Linked DNA regions of Homo sapiens: region 2 is linked to region 1. A link is a contact called in ENCODE Hi-C or POLR2A ChIA-PET data. All regions are on one chromosome and are shown on one strand. The core of a region is the stretch at or near the end of the contact, and the rest is flanking DNA. Distances in the headings are between cores, read along the strand shown. Region 1 has its middle 260 kb from the start of LINC02755. Region 2 has its middle 140 kb from the start of LINC02742.

Evidence for each region. Hi-C counts contacts between places; a loop is a spot of excess contacts on that map. ChIA-PET counts read pairs that join two places held with the same protein, here RNA polymerase II (POLR2A). Pooled maps may share reads with other maps.
Region 2: a loop to region 1 is called in a map of IMR-90, with 6 times the contacts of the local background. The contact joins two enhancer-like sites. A Hi-C loop is called at or near these places in 2 of 168 maps with a recorded cell type or tissue (IMR-90 and PC-9) and 3 of 50 pooled maps. POLR2A ChIA-PET finds 5 or more read pairs at or near these places in 2 of 52 experiments (AG04450 and IMR-90).

What each region holds. Positions count from the first base shown.
Region 1 is chr11:29,327,136-29,331,708 of GRCh38, reverse strand. No RefSeq gene overlaps it. Among named protein-coding and RNA genes, the nearest start is that of LINC02755, 260 kb to the left of the region's middle. Within about 2 kb of position 2,513, at least 2 of the 41 ENCODE cell types and tissues checked have a DNase peak (open chromatin) inside an H3K27ac peak, as active enhancers do; they include IMR-90, where a contact is called at or near this core.
Region 2 is chr11:28,754,951-28,759,523 of GRCh38, reverse strand. No RefSeq gene overlaps it. Among named protein-coding and RNA genes, the nearest start is that of LINC02742, 140 kb to the left of the region's middle. Within about 2 kb of position 2,408, at least 4 of the 41 ENCODE cell types and tissues checked have a DNase peak (open chromatin) inside an H3K27ac peak, as active enhancers do; they include IMR-90, where a contact is called at or near this core.

The DNA.
Region 1 (4,573 bases), core at 1,264-3,763:
TATGAAATAGAGTCACCAATATTGTATTGTTTGTTTTGCATACTATGACCTAGACTCACTTGCATAATTCTTCCTTTAACTTCCGGATCTCCACTGTACATTAGCTAATTTTTCCTTTCACCTCTTTGAGACAGTCTCCTCTTTGTTGAAGCCAACAAGGAGATCCAACAAGGTGTGGAGCAGATATTATAAATAGCAGTGATTTTAAATTAGATTCCTTTTTTTTTAGTTGAGATTAGGGAACAGTTTCTTGCCAATGGGCATAAGGACTATAATTGTAAATTCTTGGAGAAAGAAAATTGATCATCTAAAATATTCTTGATGAAATTCACCTTCAGTCAATGAACATTAAAAAACGACAAGGTAAAAGTGGACGTACAGTTCTCAGTGGTTTTATTTTATTCTGAAACTTTCCTATACTTTGTTGGTAGATCAGTAACAAAGGTGTACCTATCCTTAATCGAATTAGTCTGTTCGTTCTGATTGTCAAAGTGGGTCTTATCTCCTATGGGAAAACCGTAGAACTATTTATCTTTGATTCTTATCTCCCAGAAAGAAAAACAAATCTCTTCAGCCTGAAGCGGATTGATTCTAGACTTATATTACAAGGAAAGTCCAGTACTAAGAGATATAGAACTTTCCACTTTTCTGTTTTTGAGTAGTAGTTTAGATTCAAGAACTCATTTGGAGATGAAACAAAGAAATATCTAAATTAGGAAAATATTCATAGGGTTACATATTCCCATAGGTAAATTGATAAAAGCCATGACTTAGAACATCTGCAAGTTGGTGAAAATTCCTAACCTGCCTTCTCTCTGCTATATATCAACCATCTTTGAGCTATTGAAGGGGAGAATTCTGAATTAAAGGATATAGTTCAAAAGTGTTACTCAATAAATATTTGTAATTGTTTGTGATAAGTGATACATTAGTTATCAATGCCATTATCTGTTTTGTAATTGTGGAAGGGGTTGGTGGGAAGCATGACGGTGGTCCTGGGAACAGTGACAACAGCCAGGGCAATGGGGACGTGAATGTCATGCTGCTAGAAGTGCTGAAAAATGTAGCTGTGCACAGACGCTCCTCATGGAGTATGGGTGTTTTACACCATTCCCAATATCTCATGGACTGGTATTACAAAACAAATTCTGTAATCAAGAGTTATCTGGAAAAGAACAATGCACACTCTTTTATTCATATTATAACTACACTGCACCGAACCCAGTGGAATATATCAGTGAGGGGCAAACCAATAATTTTGTAGAAAATAGTAATTTGAGGCTGGAATGGAACAATCTGGATGATGAACAGAAACTTCTGAGCATCTGGTGACCATGTAAGAGGGAGCTAAAGAGTCAGCAATGATAGTAATACCCGCTTTGGTTTTCAACATGCTCTATGCTGGCTCCCAGTTTCTGCTGAGGTGGTGCCGGTATCTGCTATGGAAATTTATGAGGAAAGACAGAAGAGGTGCTGTTCTCTCACCTTCACATTAATCAAAGGAGCTCTATTTTTACCTGTCTTATACATTGAGTTTCTATGAAGGATCTCATTTGAAGAACCAGATCTATTCTAAAAAATAAAAGATTACCTGCCATAAAACCCTATTGCTCATTGAGAAGGCCAGAAAGAGTGTTTCGGCTTTGTCTTTGAGTCAGTAAAACAATAAAAGGTGAACATCCATGCCTTAATTTTCCACAGCAATAGCTTACAAAGTGCAGTCCCTCAGCCAACAACAGTATCAGTATCTCCTTGGAAGTTTTTATAAATGCAAATTCTTGAACATTACTCCAGACCTATCTAAAGCAGAAACTCCAATAAAGCCCAGCAATCTGCATTTTAACAGGTTTTTAGTTGATTCTGATGCATGTTCAAGTTTGAGAACAAGTGTCCTAGAGCTTAATTTAGTTTACCAAGTAAAAGAAATGAGGTGGTATGAATAGAAAGTCACTGTCAGTGCAGTAGTGCACTTTCTAAGGAAAACCTCTTCCAAGTATTATATCTTAGCTCCAGTCTAAATCATCATAGAGAGAATTGGTTTTCAGTTTTAGAGAAAGGAAAAAATGCCTCCAGTTCTTCTATTCCTCCAGCCCCATAAATATCAGTCAAAATAAAGCACTAGCTTAACAACTTAAAACCATTGAATAACGCTTTGAAACTCTATCTCGGCCCCAAGCTGCTTATTTGAAAATAGGTGGAGCTAATTAAGAGACAATGGTAAAGTCACTGACATGTTACAATTTGCAGTGGTTAAACGCAGTCTTGTATTTTGTTTCTAACAGATTCATTAAAATAACTGTTGCTCATAAATTCCACTCCAACTAGGTCACCAGGTGATGCACATGTAGGAACAGTGCTAGAAGAAACTGCAGTCACAGGGAATGAGGCAGGATCATAGGTTGTCAGTTTCCTTCCCAGAACCAGGGCATTTGCCATATCAGTTACCTTCCTGAAATCATGACCCATGTGGGTGAGACTATGCTAGATTACACTGGAGTTACATTTGGACTTTTCGTCAATTCTCAACCCTGGCTCTTCTCATTTCAATGATGTTATGCCACTAGATGGCTCCAGAGTGTCTACCTGCACATGAAAGTCCAGAGATTTGAAAATTTGAGTGCACTTTGTAAGCTTTCCGCAGCCATGGTCCTCTGCAATTGAATTCCACTCAACCAGAGGTGATGTCTCATTTTCTCTCCTCCGTCTTTCAAGAGTGATGGTGTCAACAGAAAACATGAATGCCGCAGACCAATAAAGCACGTGTCTTCTCCACATTCCAAACTTTAAAGTCTAGCTTTGAGCAGATGATATATGAATGCTGAAAGTGGGAATAAACATTCTGTTTTATAGCATTTCATAACTTAGGTGGTTGTGGGTTATTAGAAAATGTAACAGAACAAAATGGACCAAAGATTTCCCATGCTCAAGCCTTGCTTAATCAGAGAAGCTAAGAGGTAAGTTATTAAGCCTGACCTGCCTTTTTTATATTCTGTTCTGGTGGTGTTGGTTAGTGTGGAAACTCAATTTTTGTTTGTTTTAGTTTTTCTAAGTGTAAAAGTTGGTTTTTTTTTTTTTTTAAGTTTGTGATATGAACTCAGTTTCTTCTAGGCTTAGCTTTCATTTCTAAATTAATCCAATTTGACGACAGCTTCTAAAATGAGCAATCACGCTTACCAAACTCTCCCATTGTGATAATGAATTGTTTCTGGGATGGATACTTGAAGTAAGTGGAAAGCAACCATAGACTGAAATTACCCATCCAGAGGCCTGAGAGAACATGGATCAGGAGACAAAAAGCCTGAATCCAGAAGGAAGAAGGCTCTAGGGTTGAAAAGGCACCCCGTGTCAAAGTAGGAGCTTCACTTTGGCAAACCAAAGCCATAAAGAATTTGAAGTTTGGGGATACTAATTTTATGAATAAGCAGAGGAATTCAGTCTGCAGAAAGAAGAATGGGATGTGTACAAAGAAAATATCATATGCGAGAAAAAAATTTAGACTCAGAAAGATACACAGTATAGGTATCTGAAAAGCTTCCAGTTCCTACGTGCACTGCTTATACTTCCTTCAACCAAATGCCACATGTGGTTTTCTGAGACTTTACAGCCACTCTTTCCCCAACTTTTTACATTTTCCTTGAGCTGACTGTCAAAGATTCCCGAACAGTCCTTTGTTCTCAATGAACTAAAATTTAGAAAGCATATTTTATTGTGAGTCAACTCAAAATACTAAATTCCTTATAGTTGAGTTTATGAAATAGGGGAAACTGTCTCTGTATCTTTGGTCCCGATAGTTTTTTGGTTCTTTGTCACCACTATCTCCTGACAGAATGATGGTATTGGCCTCTGACCTGGTTCTTTGCTACTCTCCACCCTCCCATAAGAGTAACATTTTTTTTTTTTTTGAGACAAGAGTCTTACTCTGTTGCCCAGGCTGGAGTGCAGTGCCGCGATCTCGGCTCACTGCAAGCTCCGCTTCCCCGGTTCACGCCATTCTCCTGCCTCAGCCTCCCGAGTAGCTGGGACTACAGGCGCCCGCCAACACACCCGGCTAATTTTTTGTATTTTTAGTAGAGACGGGGTTTCGCCATGTTAGCCAGGATGGTCTCGATCTCCTGACCTTGTGATCCACCCACCTCGGCCTCCCAAAGTGCTGGGATTACAGGCGTGAGCCACCGTGCCTGGCCGAAGAGTACAATTTTTAAAACAGAAATCTATTTTTTCCACTCCTTGATTTAAACCATCTTTCCTATAAGAAAAAGTAAAGTAAAAGCCTTACAACGGCTTTCGGGTTTTTGGCCTGGGTCCTGTCCATCTCTCCAATCTCATCTTAGAGTCCTATTTCTTCTCTTCATTCTCTGTGCTCTAGCCACCCTGGCCTTTCAAGTTCTAGGACAGACCATTTTCTTTCCAACTTCAGAATCTTTGAACACACTCTCCCTTTTCTGTTAACTCCTTCGCCCTTCATCTTTTACTTCAAATGCTACTTCCTTAGGAAGAAATTCATAAACCCCTACAATAAAAAGACTTCATTTTAGCACCCTGTTTCCTGCATAACACTTATCTCATTTTGAAG
Region 2 (4,573 bases), core at 1,159-3,658, 570 kb after region 1:
AATCTTAAGTAATGCAAAGAATGAGGAAATGGGGGAGGGAGGGTTGTTAGATGATCCCATAGCCAGAGTTCATGGATCAGAAAGTTGTTGCAGCATGATTTTGACTACATTTCCTGCTATCTTGATTTACAACTCTTGGTTTTCTAAACCTTAGACTACCAAGTTAATTGTCACTTCTGGGAAACTGATGTCTTTCCAATGCATCTCCTTTTTCTTAAGGCCAGAGATAGGTTCTGTTGCTTCAAACCAGAGATCTTGACTGATAATTTGTTTAGCTCCACAGTCATGAGCAAATGTTAGTGATGCAATGTTTTTCTCAGCCAAATTATACACTTATATTTTCAACCCACAAAAACTGAGTAAAACATTTTTCATTGAAAAATATAAAAGATTCTCCTGTGCCGAAATCATCAATGTTTGACATCAGAAAGTAGTAGGCTGAAGGGTATAAAATGATAAATACCAGTCATCATTTTGTCATTTGATAAAAACATCTACAGTCATGTTATTTCAGACAGTAGACCAGCACAATTATACCATGATATTGGGCCTCTTTTTTTTTTTTTTTTTTTTTTTTTGAGATGTAGTTTCGCTCATGTTGCCCAGGCTGGAGTGCAATGGTGCGATCTTGGCTCACTGCAACCTTGGCTCACCACAATCTCTGCCTCCTGGGTTCAAGTGATTCTCCTGCCTTAGCCTCCCGAGTAGCTGGGATTACAGGCATATGCCATCACGCCTGGCTAATTTTGTATTTTTAGTAGAGACAGGGTTTCTCCATGTTGGTCAGGCTGGTCTTGAACTCCCAAGCTCAGGTGATCTGCCCACTTCGGCCTCCCAAAGTGCTGGGATTACAGGCGTGAGCCACCGTGCCCAGCTGATATTGGTCCTCTTAACATATTTCAAATGTCATCAACATTATCTTATTCTTTCAATGGCAATCATGAAAAAGCAAAAATTAAATAGCTGAAATTACACAAAGACTTGGCTTTATGGATTAAATAAGAACTGACTGGGGAAAATTCCCTCACTTTCTCTGCTCTGTGTTCAGAATATATAATATCTGCTGACGCTAGGTAGTAAAAATATATATATATTTCTAAGATTAAAGTCTGGTTTACAGACATTTTGTTCACATAAGCTGTAACAAACTAGTAAAAAGTCTTACTACAAAAGTCTCCAGTAAAATACATTGGCAAATCTACTCCTAAGCCGTGGTTTACTTATCTGCTGTCAAGAAGAAAAGGTAAGTAGATATGCTGTATGAGAACCTTATAATGTATTTCCATCATACTGATATCACTTTGAGGCTATTCCATAGGGTATATATCACTCTTCTTGACTATTTACATTAAGACTCCATTTAACATTTTTTTCTTTTAGCCTTTCTGTCTTCATTAATGAAAAACGCTACATTAAGAAATTTCTGCTTGCTTTTCCTTCTTGTTTCATATAGAGACCCATGTGTAATCTGCAAAGTAGTCTGAAAAGAATGGCACAAGCAGTCAAAATATTTACATATTTCTCTGTAAAATATTTCATATAAAGATTTAACAGGCGTAAGTAAGCTATGACAAGCATGCTCACTTATCTGAAGAAAAATACTTTGAGCTGATTTTCTGGCACTGAAAGGAAAGCTGGCTAAGTGACATCTTCCTTTATGGAATGCAATGATTAAACCAATGAGTTGTGCTTTACCTTCTCCAGGAAGGTCAGTATGATATGGAGCTGCTTTCAGTGATGCCCAACATATTGCACTTGAACTTACAGAACCTGTCACTAATATCGGTAAGTAAAAGCAAGGCTTAATGTTGAGGTTAAAACAAAAATGAAAGGAATAGAGACCAAAAACAAAATAAAACTGTATGAGAATGTAAATATTATATGAATAATTTCATACAAAAACTGGGAAAACAGTGAGTGCTCCAATATTAAGAACTATCTCAGGTTTAAAGATGAGAAATGGAGTATCTCAAAACCAGGTTTTATCTATAGACTAAATACATTTTTCTCTCCTCCTAAATTGTAAGAAGAAAATAACTGGAGAATATTGCTGTGATCTCTTACAAGTTCTTTCTTCCAGCTTTGGAAGAAAGAGAAAAATAAACAGAAAATTCATTTATCTCGAAAGATAAGTATCCAAGTTCAGAAATCCCTGTTTGCTTCACAGAGGAACAAGCTCTAATCTCACAAGCTATGGAGAAGTCCCATAGATTCTCCTATATTGAAGTCATCAACATCTCACATCAGAGAGTAGTAGGTTGAAGAGTGTAAAATTATGAACACTGGCACATCGGGAAGACCACATTCCAGCCCAAATTTCTCACCCATCACAATGACCTGAACTTAACCTCTACTACTTGCCACTTTTCCTTACTTGGCAATTGAAGAAAATTCCTTTCCCTTGACATAATTACAGAAATGGAATGAGTAAGAAGTTTATAGCCTATGAATAGTATTGGTCCTACTTTGGACAAGAGGGATAACTTGGAATAAGGTTGGATCCTTACTGTGTAGCAAAAAGGCTGGCTACCACAAACTCCCCAAAAAGATTACCATAATATTGTACAGTGCCTATTGGTGAGAGGCCTCCTTGTTAGCAGCTCTGAGCATAACATTCACTCTAACCTATCTTAAATTGCACAGTTTGTAAATGCATAGGCAATAAGTCTTGTCTAACAGGATTTCAATAGCCTTGCAAATTCTACCTTTGGAAAATATTCAAACCAATAATTGTCATTCATATTCTTTACCACCTTCTACTCATCTGCACAGAACAAGAAGCCAAGCTGGGCCTCTTAGAAGACTCGGTTCTGGTTGTTCAGCTTCTGTGATTTGATTCCCTACCAGTGACAGACAGGATGGGCAAGTGAGGCAGGGCTTCCATCCTAACTTAAAGGCTCAGCATTTAAAGGGTGACAATCTGCTCATTCCAATATGTCTCTCAAAGGAGTTAGTAGTAGTTGTCAATGTTTGTTTTCAGTATGATGTTTTTCAAGGCACTTTTAAAACCAGATGGAATTGGCACCAACTTTAAAAAATTCAAATGGGGTTTTCCCTGAATTTAGAAATATCTGGTAATTTTTTTATTTTTATTTATTTATTTATTTATTTTTTGAGACAGAGTCTCTCTCTGTCATCCAGGCTGGAGTGCAATGGTGCGATCTCAGCTCACTGCAACCTCCGCCTCTTGGGTTCAAGTGATTCTCCTGCCTCAGCCTCCTGAGTAGCTGGGACTACAGGCACGTGCCACCACACCCCGGCTAATTTGTTTGTGTGTTTTCAGTAGAGATGGGGTTTCACCATGTTAGCCTGACGGTCTCAATCTCCTGACCTCATGATCCACCCGGCTCGGCCTCCCAAAGTGCTGGGATTACAGGCGTGAGCCACGGCGCTCAGCCTAAAATGTTATTTTTTAAAATAAAATAGGAAGTTAAAAAGCACTGTGTACTCTTACATTCTGCCCCAGAAATAATGGGATGGATGAATAATGGGTTGGATGAAGATTGGGCTGAAAAGAGATTTCACCTTTGGGAGGCATCTCAATACTTCATTTGAACAAGGTAAAATATTTTTCATGAAAATAACCTATGTATCAACCTGAAAGCCGGTATGTATATGGAATCAATTTAAAAGATGGAGTATAGAGTTTGAAGTCAGGATGGTCAGGGGGCTAATCGCAACTTAAACAAGTGACAGCTGTATTAATTATCTGAGCCTCTTTCTTATCAATCAGCGGGACTAGTAATAGTATATGCTGCATGAGTTGTTTGTAGATATTAAATGTGATGTCAAATATAAAGTGCCTACTTGATATTTTTGATAAGGCACTTAAAAATACATGTTTTATTTTATAGCTTAATGACAGCTAAAGAGGCAAATAAATATTGTATATGAGTCTTTGCCACAGCTGCATACCTACCTTTCAATTCCCTGAATCCTTAGGCTTCATTCACTTTATCTCACCTGGATTACTGTCCTCCTGGTGGTAGGATCATTTATTCTTTTGTCATTTACTGACAGTCCTCTGTGTACCAGGCACTGTGCTATGGTCTCAGAGGGCAAAAAGTGCCATACATTCTGTACTCTCTGTCTTCAAGGAGCTACGCTTCAGGTGGTGGTGAGGTAAGCAGTGGCTTCTGATAGCTTTTACAATACATACAATGATGTGTCATGATAGAGGTGTGTAGAAGCTGCTAAACTGCCTTCTTTGGGGCTGGGGGAGATAGTCAACTTCATGATGAAAACTTCTGCTGAGCTGAATGTGATTTCAGAATTAATAGCACAAAGGACAGCAATATTCAAAGACAGAGACTCCTGCAAGAACAAGGTGTTCAGTTTGGTTGGAATGCAAGAAAGGTTTCATAAAGTAGTAGTAAGTGAATGGGGAGGGGTGTCATCTTCTGAAATTACTAACTTACAAAGATAGAATAAACTTGACTGACTGAAATAAAAGCAATCATATCAGCAGTCATTGCATATTATTTGTTATGTGTCAGGACACTTTTCCATATTAACTCATTCAATGCTTAGAAACACCCTATGATGTAAATATCATGACTGTATTATCATCATT